4 separate regions of the Homo sapiens genome follow, and regions 1, 2 and 3 are each linked to region 4. Evidence: chromatin contacts called from ENCODE Hi-C or POLR2A ChIA-PET data. All regions are on one chromosome and are shown on one strand. The core of a region is the stretch at or near the end of the contact, and the rest is flanking DNA. Distances in the headings are between cores, read along the strand shown. Region 1 holds the start of ATP2C1 (ATPase secretory pathway Ca2+ transporting 1). Region 2 holds the start of STAG1 (STAG1 cohesin complex component). Region 3 holds the start of ASTE1 (asteroid structure-specific endonuclease 1). Region 4 holds the start of SRPRB (SRP receptor subunit beta).

What was found. Hi-C counts contacts between places; a loop is a spot of excess contacts on that map. ChIA-PET counts read pairs that join two places held with the same protein, here RNA polymerase II (POLR2A). Pooled maps may share reads with other maps.
Region 1: a map of CD8-positive, alpha-beta T cell shows a loop between it and region 4 (14-fold over the local background). The contact joins the promoter of ATP2C1 here to the promoter of SRPRB in region 4. A Hi-C loop is called at or near these places in 4 of 168 maps with a recorded cell type or tissue (CD4-positive, alpha-beta memory T cell, CD8-positive, alpha-beta T cell and naive thymus-derived CD4-positive, alpha-beta T cell) and 7 of 50 pooled maps. POLR2A ChIA-PET finds 5 or more read pairs at or near these places in 1 of 52 experiments (naive thymus-derived CD4-positive, alpha-beta T cell).
Region 2: a map of CD8-positive, alpha-beta T cell shows a loop between it and region 4 (22-fold over the local background). The contact joins the promoter of STAG1 here to the promoter of SRPRB in region 4. A Hi-C loop is called at or near these places in 2 of 168 maps with a recorded cell type or tissue (CD8-positive, alpha-beta T cell and naive thymus-derived CD4-positive, alpha-beta T cell) and 10 of 50 pooled maps.
Region 3: a loop to region 4 is called in a map of CD8-positive, alpha-beta T cell, with 15 times the contacts of the local background. The contact joins the promoter of ASTE1 here to the promoter of SRPRB in region 4. A Hi-C loop is called at or near these places in 3 of 168 maps with a recorded cell type or tissue (CD8-positive, alpha-beta T cell and naive thymus-derived CD4-positive, alpha-beta T cell) and 8 of 50 pooled maps. POLR2A ChIA-PET finds 5 or more read pairs at or near these places in 1 of 52 experiments (CD4-positive, alpha-beta T cell).

Annotation. Positions count from the first base shown.
Region 1 is chr3:130,892,635-130,895,558 of GRCh38, forward strand. It overlaps ATP2C1 (ATPase secretory pathway Ca2+ transporting 1), which reads left to right and starts at 1,450. Exons shown (of 28, transcript NM_001378687.1): 1 at 1,450-1,703; 2 at 1,956-2,141. The coding sequence starts at 2,136. LOC107986023 (a long non-coding RNA gene) reads right to left here and starts at 1,287. Exons shown (of 3, transcript XR_001740492.2): 1 at 222-1,287. RefSeq lists an enhancer at 1,005-1,224 and a silencer at 1,315-1,704.
Region 2 is chr3:136,751,083-136,753,982 of GRCh38, forward strand. It overlaps STAG1 (STAG1 cohesin complex component), which reads right to left and starts at 1,296. Exons shown (of 34, transcript NM_005862.3): 1 at 1,113-1,296. It overlaps STAG1-DT (STAG1 divergent transcript), which reads left to right and starts at 1,589. Exons shown (of 1, transcript NR_185911.1): 1 at 1,589-2,900. RefSeq lists silencers at 620-999, 1,320-1,549 and enhancers at 741-1,672, 1,560-1,879, 1,673-2,604.
Region 3 is chr3:131,025,393-131,028,208 of GRCh38, forward strand. It overlaps ASTE1 (asteroid structure-specific endonuclease 1), which reads right to left and starts at 1,433. Exons shown (of 6, transcript NM_014065.4): 1 at 1,115-1,433; 2 at 82-202. NEK11 (NIMA related kinase 11) reads left to right here and starts at 1,485. Exons shown (of 18, transcript NM_024800.5): 1 at 1,485-1,614; 2 at 2,538-2,610. RefSeq lists enhancers at 1,085-1,324, 1,465-1,524, 1,605-1,794.
Region 4 is chr3:133,804,426-133,807,419 of GRCh38, forward strand. It overlaps SRPRB (SRP receptor subunit beta), which reads left to right and starts at 1,390. Exons shown (of 7, transcript NM_001379313.1): 1 at 1,390-1,577; 2 at 2,184-2,278. The coding sequence starts at 1,424. It overlaps LOC105374116 (a long non-coding RNA gene), which reads right to left and starts at 1,058. Exons shown (of 3, transcript XR_924513.3): 1 at 663-1,058. RefSeq lists enhancers at 1,042-1,151, 1,242-1,301, 1,442-1,651, 1,762-1,811, 1,842-1,951.

The DNA of each region.
Region 1 (2,924 bases), core at 200-2,699, 2.9 Mb before region 4:
CCGTTAATTTGGCTCCGTCATTGTGCAGACAAAAATCACTGACCATGCATGCCAGAGGTGGATCATAGTTAACTCGTTAAGACTAGAAATCTACTTGATAGTGATTTTTATGGGTTCATCTTTAAAAGTGACCTCGCTGAATAAAAGTTCAATATTTCTTAAAAGAAAGGTAAATCTAGAAAGCTGTCCAGAATTTTCAATCCTAGTCTAGTACCACTTACTTGGGAACAAATATAGAAACACAGGCAACCCCGTCCGTTAATTCTGATGTTGAACGTGTGGTTAGAGAGCACACTGCGATATGTTACAGGACCTGAGATAAAAAGCAAATTTGTAAAGTGTCTAAGTGTTGATGGAGAAAAACACATCTAGCATATACGGAAATTTTCTTTTGAGTTCTCTGTAGGATGATCACCAACTCAGTAGGTGAAGCCCTGCCCTCTAGTGGTTATGGGTGTGAGAGGACTTCTGTTCAACATTATATGTCTGGCTCACCACGGTTTATTAAAACCAATCGTTCATTAAAAAGCACTTATTAGGGGTCTGGGTAAGATGCCGAGCAAGTGAAATGTTTACGTGTGAAAAGGCATTGACACTGGACAAAGGTACAGCTGCTAAAAGAAGTGCTCGTTCATTGGCTTCGACAGCTGTACGACTGGTTTCTAATTGCTGTTCCAGCCTCTCCCCAGTTCCATATACCACAAACGAATGAAAAAGATTAGCTCTCCCTGGAGCTCTCTGAGGCTGAACCTTGCTCTCTCATTACACATGGTAACTAAGCACACCCCTTAAAGAATTTTGGGAAGTCGCCCCGCGATTACCGGCTCCCCCAAGAACCAAGCAGTCAGTGCAGGGTTTTGCAAGTGAGAGTGCGAGACTCGGGAGGCTGCTCACGGTGCTCCAGTCCCTGGCAGGAGCATGGACACCTCGCCCCTTCCTTCCGTGGGCCTCAACGTTGCCTGCTGAGATTGTGACTGCCACCCCGACGGGAGCAGCTTCCCCTACAGACTTTGTAGAGAGCGCTTAAACGCCTCGGGGACAGCGGCCATGACTCTCAGCTTGGGCCGACCCCGCGGCCGCCCCACGGGAATGCGTGGCCGACACGGGGCGTGGGCGAATCTCCGACCCTCGCGTTCAGGGGGTGCATATAAACGGGCGGACACCGTCCCTGGGGTAAGGGAGGCGCCAGCAAGAACAAGGCGGGCCACCAACCCCGAGCGACCTCCTACCGGACGGATCCAAACCCAAACATTGTCCATTCCGGGCCGAAGTCTCGGCCTTCACTTCACTTCCGCCTTCCCAGCCCGTGAACACGAATGCGCCTGCGCGCACCTCTCTCAGCGGAAGTAATAGTGACAAAGCTGGGTTCGCGGCTGGCCCAGGAGTGCGGGGCGCGACTGGGCGGCCGGCGGCGGGGAGGGGCGGAGCGCAGGAGTCGGAGGCGGGAGCAGACCAGCACGGCCTCGCGGAGCCGGCCCGGCGGACCGTGACGGGTCCCCTCACCTCCTCTTCTCTCCCCTCCCCGCCCGCCCTCTCTCCCTCCCTTCCTCCCTCCCGCTCGCTTCTTCTCACGCCGGGAGCAGGCTCCCGCCTCGCACCGCTGCCCCGCGAGCAGCTCCTCTTCTCCCGAGGCGCGCGGGGCGCCCCCGCGAGCCCCGCGGCTGAGACCCCGCAGCCTGGAGGAGGGCTGTCCGGGGCTTTGGGTGGGTACCAGTATTACCTCCTGCCCCCATTTCTAGAAACTTCCAGGTTCTGAAGGAAGGGGAGGTTCGGGTATCCCCTGGATGGGGGGGCATCTCTAGGGCGCCGCCCCGCTGGCGTGAGCTGGGGACGTTGCGGGCACACGACGGGGCGGGTGCGGGATCTTGGGGAGGGGGGCTCCCGAGATAGTGGCTGGGCGGGGAACTCCTTCCTCAGCCTCTCGTCAGCGCCGCTTCTCCTGGTTTCTCTTGCAGATGCTGCTGCTAGGGGTGGTGGGAGCAGCCGTGGGACGCGTGGCCGGGAGCGGGGGTGACAGCCTGGGATTCCGGGGGCTTCTCTTCCTTGTCCTCCTCCTCTCCTCTCTATTCCCAGTGTGGCCGTGGCTGACACTAAAGACTTTGTAGCCATCAACCCGAGTGCAGTTTCGATGGAAAATGAAGGTAAAGGCCCCTGGCCGACCGGTTGCAACGCGGAGTTGAGGGTGTGGTGGTTTGCTTTTAAGTTGTCTTTGTTTTTCCACCTTTTTATTTTCGTGAGCTTATTTATTTACTGTGTATGTGAAGTGTCCAAGGATTTGCTTACTTAGGGTATCCAGCTTTTATTTTGGTAACATGGGGCATTTGAGAGATTGAGGTTCTGTGGGTGACTGAGCTTGATTCAGCTTTCTTGAGGAATTCCTGCTCTCTTCAGCTTAGGGAATGAGAGGGAAGTTTTCATTTCAGATAGCGTCTGTGCATGTTTAAATAGCTATTTGAAAGGAATTACTCGAGGGGAAGTGGAAATGGGGGACAAGGGGATGGGGCTGCATCTCTGTATATTGGCGTTTCAAGCCTCGATGTGGTGTGTGGCAGGATTCATTTATAAGAAAGCAAGCCATGTTTTATTATGTCTAGCATTGGGGAAAAAACTCATTATTTTTCAATTCACAAAAAAAACCCAGTGAATTTAATGAAATGTTATGAGATGAGTGCTTTTCTTAAAGTTCCACCCTATTTCAAAACATCATTTAGGAGGCTGACAGCGGAACCTGTTTGTTCACTGTACACTTTGGACACATTAGATCGTCATTCACATGTTACATGATCCCTTTGGCCTCGTTAAAATATTTAATGCTTTTCCTACACAGCACTGATTATTTTTAAAATTGTTGAACAACTGTGAATAAGTGATTTTTTTTCCCCCTCCTGAAACAACACTTATTCTTTGGACTGACTTCTGACTTG
Region 2 (2,900 bases), core at 46-2,545, 2.9 Mb after region 4:
AAGTCTTTCTAGTCAGAATCACGAGAATAAACTCTATCCATCTTAACACCAACTTTAACAGCAAATAATTTTTTTTTATGACAAATTGCGTTTTTTTTTTTTGTTTTTTTTTTGTCTGTAAGTGTCCAAAACTATCCTATGACTTATACTCCCGGAGCACGATTCCCTGCAATGTGAAGAGAATCGACAGATAACATTTCAAATGTGGGTAGATGGGGGTGACGTGACAATCCTAAAACCTGAAAATTTCTTAGTACCCATACCATACAAGAAGAACCCAGTTCGGACCCTGCAAACGGGGCTCAGGTCCAACTCCAAGCACTCTAGTTTCCCACCCCGCCCCCACCTCGAGAAAGGAGGGAAAACAACTTTTATTGGCCTCGTCTCTCAGGGGACTGGCAAACTAGCGGGGCAGTGCTTAGGCCTGGACACGTTTCACAAGGAGGCCCCCGTCGGGGGCTGAGAGGGCAGATAGCTGGAAAGCCCAGCATTGATGCATCTCCCCCAGCCGCCACCCCGCTGCCCCACCCCGCCAACAAGAAGCCTGGGCCAGCCGCCCCGCCGAGCGACCCCCCAGGCCCCTCCGCTGAAATGAACTCGTTGTCATGTGACGCCGCCGCCGCTAAAACACCGCAGAAACGCAGGTCGGCAGGCGGCGGAAGGCATTCGCGCCAGCCCGCGTCGGCCCGGCCCCGCTGGGCGCGGGCGACTCCCGAGAGCCCGGGCGGGGGGGGGCGGAGGGCGGGCTTGGCGGCGGGCCCGAGCGCGCCACAAAGGCTTCCGCGCCTGTCGCCGTAGTGCCCGGGCGGGCGGGGGCAAAATTTTTGGTGCCCGCGGGAGGGGTGGCAAGCGACGAAGACGCCGGGGTGCCCACCGCGCCCACAGACGTCTCTCCGGGCACTCGGACGGCCCACGACCGCCGCACCCCGCACAGGCCCGCGCGGCCTCCCTCCCCCGCACGGGGCCCGCGCCCGGCCCGCCCGCTCGCCGCTCGCGCTCTCTCGCTCTCGCCCGGCCTCCATCTTGGATCGGCGCTTCCAGCCCCCGCGCCGCTGCCGCCGCATTCCCCCTCTTTCCCGCCCCCCGCCGCCGTCGCCGCCGCCCGCACTCACCTCAGCTGCCCATCCGGGCGCCGCCGACCATCGACCTAGTTTCCCCCCAAAAGTCTCCGGTGTGTTATTCCCGATGTGGGGGGGTTGTTACGGGGTGGTCGCCGGGGGTTCGGGAGCGGGGGCCGCGCCTTCAACGGAGCTGCAATCCTAACCCGCCATCTGGTGGCATTTTCCACACGCCAATGGCGCCGCTGCAGACTTGGGTCCGGACCGCCCTCTGCTGGCCGCGGTGCTCACTGCCTTGCTGACGGGACGGGCCTGCCCGGAAAGGGGAGGGAGCTGAGGCGCGAGCTAGGGGCCGCGGCAGGGGCGCGCGCAAACGCTTTCCAGTGGGGATTGCGCGCACGCGCACCAGCGGGGCGGGAAACGTGGCCGCTGCGTGGCGGCCCCGCCCCCACACGGAGCGCTCGCGCAGTTCAGCCAATCGCGAGAGGCGTAGGCTTCTGGATAAGGGCGCTGTGGACGGTTCTTGGGCCGCCCGCGGCTGGCGGAAGGACGGCCACGGTGGCGCCTGCGCGTCCGGCTCGCCGAGTTGCCGCCCGCCATTTTTGGAGCTTCTTGGAGATCTAGGCAGGAACCCGCCCCGGGTTCCTTCACCGAGGCTCCTCCCTAGGTCTCAGGGCCGGCGCTTTCCTCTGTTCCCGCCCGGCTCCTGCTGCCCCCATCCGCAGCTCTCGAGACGCCCTGCGGAAACCCGAGGGTGAGGCCGCGCAGATCCCTGCTCCTACTTGGATTTAGCAAGGGCCTCAGAGCTTAGCATTGTATTCGCGATTTACGGCTGACAAGCGCTTTCACCAGGCAAGAGTGAAAAGGTTTCAAAAGGACTATTGGGGACTTCCCTCGCCATTAATCTAGACGAAACACCGCCGGCCCTAGGCCGATTGGCGTCATCCTGCCTCTGTAAAGCACATCTTTCCGTGGTGTCGGCTTTGCATAAGGCGGCAGCATTGGCTAGTTTGTGAGAGGAGAATATAACTAGACTGAGAAGATAGACTCAGCTGTGAAAGTGGATTTCTCCCTCCACAACCTAGGACTACTTTCAGTAGCTCTGAAATACACATGAGAATCTTAGCCTTCTAGATGCCAAAAGAGAAATAATCAGTAAGGTGAAATCATTAACAAACTATTTATGTTTAACGTCGCCTCTTCCCTGATCTCCACCTGCCCGTCCGTGGCCATGGATCCCTACCTTTCACCTGCTTACAACTTTTCACCACAAAAGTGAATCCTTACTCTCCTGGATCATTAGCCCCATATATGACTAACTTCTCTATCGCTATAGCCAACTCTATTTCAGTATGGAATCGCTCAACTACTTTATAGTCTTAAGGGCCTGTCTCCAGTAGGTTACCCCTATTTGTGTTTTCTCTCTCAAGGGTTTGCAAGATGTGTGGCTTTTCGCTGGAGGAAGTCATAACTGACCAGATTGGATATGAATTCGTGACTGGACTCCTACTTATAATTTTCTTGCGTTTTCTTCTAATCTCTGGCTGATCTCCTATTTTCCACAAAGACTGTTTCAAGCTTTCCATGTTGTTAAAGATGCCAGTCCCAGTCCATACTAATAGATAAATTCATCCAGTTTCCTGGGCTCAGAGCTATGGGACTCCAATTCCGGTTTGACCTTGCCTCCATTATAAAATATCTGTGACCACCTCCTGTTCGTGATCCCAAAACTTCTAACCAAATTAACCCAGAACCCTTCTCTCCAAAGCCACTCCCTCTGCCTGAAACTATGCCATCCCTTCCCACCTTCTCCTTCCACCACTACTTTCCTAGCGCCTTATA
Region 3 (2,816 bases), core at 183-2,682, 2.8 Mb before region 4:
TTCCAGCACCATTAAATCAATAGCAAATGTTATGAAGTGCTCTTTAGATAGAACATAGATATCAACATCATAAATTCTTACCTAGATCCTCAAGCAATGTTAGCTGTGCTTTTTCATTCTCCTTTGCTTTCTGATACAAGGCACAAATTCAATGGTTTCATGGGTTGTAATCTTTGGATGGTGACAGAGGCTGCTGCTAATTCTAAAGAAAAATCAGTTGAAGTCCATTACTGACACACCAGTATAGAAGTTCTGTGAACTTTGATTCTTAAGTGGTAATAGTCAACATCTTACAGCACAGAGTATTTGTTTTGTGGGGTCAAAGTAAAAAGTCCTAAGCTAAAAAAAAGATATCATATTCATCTCATAATCACAAAGCATTTGGGCTTCAGTAAAGTAAGGTGTGTAGGACCTATGATAAGGATCAAGTTTTTCTTTTGTATTGACAATCAGTCACGGAACTTCTTTCAGGCTTTGGATTTGTGGGCCCTTCTTAATTGGCATAGTTTTTGGTATAAGGAAAACTGCTTCATGCCTCTAGGAACCCCTCTATCCAGTTACACCCCTAACCACGAGCTCTTTTCATCATCTTATTTTGCATATCTGGCCCAGCTACGCTTCCTCACCTGGCTAACTTAACTCGCAGGATCAGAATTGATGGTTTTTCTTTTGACACCTCGGGCTTCAATATGGCACAGCACGGTACTGTTACTATTACTTAAAATCGTGACATTTTGTCAGTCATGGATTTTTTTTGCTATAATTTTGATTTTTAGAGATTGCATTAAAACTTACCTTGATTACTGAATTTTATTGGCATCCATTTACATTTTACACTTATCTCACCCTAGTTCCAGCCCTGTCAGTATCTCAGAACCTTATCCTGTATAGTACTTATTTCTTTGCAAGATAGTTTTGTAAAGCGTCCATAAGCAGAGACTGTGTCAAGGCGTCCTACGCAAATTACAGGACCTTGCACAGACAGTTGCATAGAGCTGCATAGGGGAAAGGCGGGCAAAAGGTCTGACCTAAGTCTTCAAACACAGGCCTTCATACACCGTGCCACCTCGGCCCTCACAACCCGCCGCCCGGACCTGCAGCAGAGCCCACCTACTCTGTCCTCCCAGAGGAGTAGCTCCTCCATCAGAAGCCCGCTAGAGCCCAGCGAGGACTGGCTCCTGCACGTGAGAGTCCAATCTCAAGAGCGGGAATCGGAAGTCTCCCGGTGTGACGTCTCTGGGAAGTACAGTTCCGTGATGCCGGTGGCGCCAGACTGAGCCAAGGAGCAGGTGTTCTCGGGCCCAGAGGCGCTAAGTAGCTAAAGAGGGCTGGGACGTACGTTCCGAAATGGCTGCTGTCAGGCTAGGAAAGCTTGGCCCGCCGGTCCTCCTCTGCTTTCTCCGCCTACTTGGGTCGGCGAACACTTCCGCCTTGGTGCCGCCTCGCCCCGACTTCCCAGTATGCCCCGCGCCGTCTCCCTGGCCACGGTTCCAAACAGCCGTGGCCCGCGGTGTCTGGCGCTCGGTGGGTGTGGTTGCCCCTAGTTTGAGGCCTGCCCGATTACCCGCAAGACTTGGGCAGCCCCGGGCGCCGCTCCGACCACGACAGGGAAAGGTAAAGCGAACTGTCCTCCTTGGGGCTAGCCAGGCTCCCCTGCGAGGGGGAAGGTAATGGTTTCAAGCTGCCCGGGCTGGGTTCCGAATCTCTAGGACGCCATGGCTGCGATCTCCTCGCTTTCCTGGACATCTTACCTCCGGATGTACTCCAGTCTCAGTGCCCCTCAATAAACGTTAACCTGCTTTGCCAAAATGTAAATGTTTAAAAAGGTGAAGAAGCAAGGAATTGTTCGTTTTACCTTAAGGTTAAGATTTACTTTAAAGGTAGATTTGTGCTGTAGCAGAAACTGGTGACAAATTGCCTTCCTCTTATTACCTGGGAAGATAACTACTGGTTTTCAACTTGTGATAAATACTCCTTCCGTTGTCTTTTGCCCCCAGCCAGATCTGTTTCACCGAGAACGGGTAGTTTGCACAAGGTAGTAACTTTCTCCAAGTTCCCATCTAGCTTTCTTAACTAACCTTTTTTCTCTCCTTTGGGCGGCAGTTGATCTGCTGGACACTTACTTGCCTTAACAAGGTTTGTTAAACACCTAGTATATGCCAGGAGGTATGCCAGGGATTGGGGATGCAGAAATAAAGAAGATGTGTTCGCAGTGCCCAAGTTCACTCAAACCTCGAGGGGGAGCGTGTTGTCAAGTGAACAGATAGTTCTAGAATCTAGACAATGCGACACATTCTTGGGTAGGTTTATGGTTGCGCAGAGGAGACTAATGGAATGGATGACCTAAAAGTGGACTGGGATGGGGGTGGCAGGGCTGAGTCTGTGAGGGTGGGCGGGAGGGAACCTAGTCCCAGAGTCTTCTGCAGCCTGGACCAGACTACTTAAGCACTGCTGGGTTTAGACTGTCCTTTAAAATAAGAGCCGCTAGAAGTGAACTTCTCATTCTGTCCGTCCCTAATTCTGTCCTTCTCTAAAAGGAACCTTAATCTCATCTTTAAAATAAGGAGAATTACTGAGTGACCTGAAGGACCCTTTTCAGCTGGAAAGTCTGTAAGTCCATATATTTATTTGAACAGCTTAGTATGGCCAGACGGCATCACTTTTATGACAGTGAAGGGGAAGTAAAAACAAAAGGTATATTTAGAGGCCTGCTCTGTAGTTGTTTTTCCAGCAGATTTTACTAACGTGTCTTTGGAAGGGAAAAGAAAAAGCTGGTAACTAATCTCACTGGTATTAGGTACAACTTAACTGATTCA
Region 4 (2,994 bases), core at 140-2,639:
TCAGGGGGGTGTAAAGGAAGACAAAGATTTTTAAAGAAAAAATGAGTCAGATTCCATAATTGTTTTAAGATAATTATCCTTGGCTACAAGGATCAAATGGCAAGGATGGCATCAGTACTAGGTTGGACAGGGAGTTGCTGGGTAGCCGTCCTAACAGATGTATTTTTTTGTGTGTAAGGTTGCGATGGCCTTTGTGCAAGTCTGTGGTTTTTGCAGTCTTTTGTGACAGTTTTTGTCATCAGGCATGGGTGCCTGAGAACCCTCCCTCCATGGCCTTTCACCAGCTCCATTTTTCTGATTAAAAAAAAAAATACAAGTGACTCCATTTTGATGCTGACAACTTTTTCAATGGCAATGTGGAACTGTAATAAACTTTTTTCAATCTTTCAGTGACACTGACATCTTCATGTCTCTACTCAGCCATACAATTAAATTAAATAATGTGTACATTTTAAAACAATGACAGCTGTTTAATGACAGAGACTGTGAACTGGGACCCTCTAGGCTGGCCACTTTTGGTGTTTTATTTGGGCCACAAGTTTTTGAATGCTTTCAATTACCTACAGAAAATTTCAAAAGTGGAAAATTTCCTATAAAAATCTGCCTTTATTGCTTCTCTTGAAAACTGGAAGAACCGGCCACCCAGGTCCCATAACACCTACCTGGCTGAATAGGGTCGGCCCTACTTTCAGCAGAAATACCTCCTGCAGTTTTCAACAGCCCCAGCTCTCCTGGGCGTTGATTTTCCTAGTTGCTTCCTTTAATGCAGACATTTGAGTTTGCAGCCCTAGATTGACAGTGTAGGGGCACTGAATTACTTAGGGTTCCCACATACATCGTTTCTTACACTCATTTTCTTCTGCACAGCACCTTTTTTTCCTTTAACCACTCGCAGATGCTAACTCATTCTTCAGGACTCAATTCCAATGTCCAGAAGCTTTTCTCTGAACTCATGATGGACTCCGCGTCCCATTATGTATTCCCACATCGCTCCGTACATCCATCTGTCACATCCCTTGTCACATTAAATTCAGATTAAATGTTTGTAGGATGCTTGAGTTCTTCACAAGTCTCACGTCACTTAGCGACGGTCGGGAACTCCTCAGTGGTAGTTTCGGGAGCCATTCATTCATTTTATTCATTTCATCATTCTTTCAACAGTCATAACGTAGGTGACGACGACTGACTCATCTCTTAAAAGATGTGTGTGTCCCTCGACAAATAACCTGTCTGCCCCTATCGTTCTGTAGGAGGACGGAGTCCCAGAGAACTACAACTCCCATCAAGCACTTGGGGGATCGCCGCGGCTGAGGGAGAGACTATGGCTTAGGAACCACCATTCGCGTGAGGCTCTGCTCCCCGCGCCTGCGCAGAGTGCAGGGCCACGTCGCTTTTGCTGTACCGGGGACCACGCGTCTCATCCATGGCTTCCGCGGACTCGCGCCGGGTGGCAGATGGCGGCGGTGCCGGGGGCACCTTCCAGCCCTACCTAGACACCTTGCGGCAGGAGCTGCAGCAGACGGACCCAACGCTGTTGTCAGTAGTGGTGGCGGTTCTTGCGGTGCTGCTGACGCTAGGTAAAAGGCGGCCGGTGGTCATGGCGGGTTTGGGGCGGGCAGAGGTCCGGGCTTTGGCTGCACCGCTGCAGGCCGGGGACGCGGGGCTGAGAGGGCGCCTTGAGGGCATCAGGAGGGTGAGACCCACCCAGTCTACACCCCACCCTCTCTCCTGAAGCAGCGGCAGCAGCTGGGCGTTAAGGGGGATGCCGGGCAACCCCCGGAGTTAACGTCCTGGTCCTTGGGGCGCAGATTGCTCTTCGTCATCTGCCCTGTTACGCTTGAGCGCGCTGTTCCTCGCCTTCCGCTGTTCTCACTGCAAAGACTCAGGGTCTTGACACCAACTTTCAGCCTCCCGTGTTTGCGTGCGGGCGCTGGGATACCAAGGTAGTGAGATAGCACCTGAGTCCCAGTCAGAGTAAGGACTGCAAAGAAAAGTTGACAGTTGACAGTGCCTGGCTCTCAGTGGATCCCTAACAACAGCAATAGTAACCATTATGATAAAAGTCAGTTCCAGGTGAATGAGGTGTTTCGTCACAGACTTCTGTGAATTTCCCCACCCCAGCCATGCACATATACTGATTCCCAAGGCGTAATTTTTGTTGTTTTTCTCTGTCTATTCCACAGTCTTCTGGAAGTTAATCCGGAGCAGAAGGAGCAGTCAGAGAGCTGTTCTTCTTGTTGGCCTTTGTGATTCCGGGAAAACGTTGCTCTTTGTCAGGGTAAATGATTTCATTGACACCCCTGTTAAGCTTAATAGAAAATTTTATAGATCCCAGTATTCCTGTCATCTCACGGTTTATTTTGTAAAAGAAGCTGATGCTGTTAAATTTGGAAGTTAATTCTTGACTTACTTGGGAGAACAAAAAGACTCGTAGAAACCCATAATTGAGAAATATTGGTCATTTCTCCTTTTTTTTTTCTGTTTGCCCTTGCCAGATGCTGATATTTAGTCTTTATCACATTCAAGGATTTTATTTAATTAGTTTCATTCCAGAATAGCAGAAGGCATAGAAGCTAGTGTCCTACAGTTTATAATTCCTTCGTTAACAAATTCTTAGGACAGTTTATCGAAGACACTTTTTCACAGGGTGATCCTTCTTTGACATAGTGGGCTAGTTAGGCTTCTTTTTACTAATATTTATTTTTAATACATTTAGTATTTTTAACAGTGTATTTTAATGTGGTGAATAGGAGAGGTTTTCTGCTTTTTAACTCTTCTTTTTGAGAGTATAAATTATTTCCCTTCCATTAAAGAAATACCTCCATTTTTTTTTTTTTTTTTTTTTTGAGGGAGTGTCTCACTCCAATGCCCAGGCTGGAGTGCAGTGGCGAGATCTCTGCTCATTGCAGCCTTGACCTCTGGGACTCAGATGATTCTCCCACCTCAGCCTCCGAGTAGCTGGGACTACAGGCGTGCAACACTACGCCCGGCTGA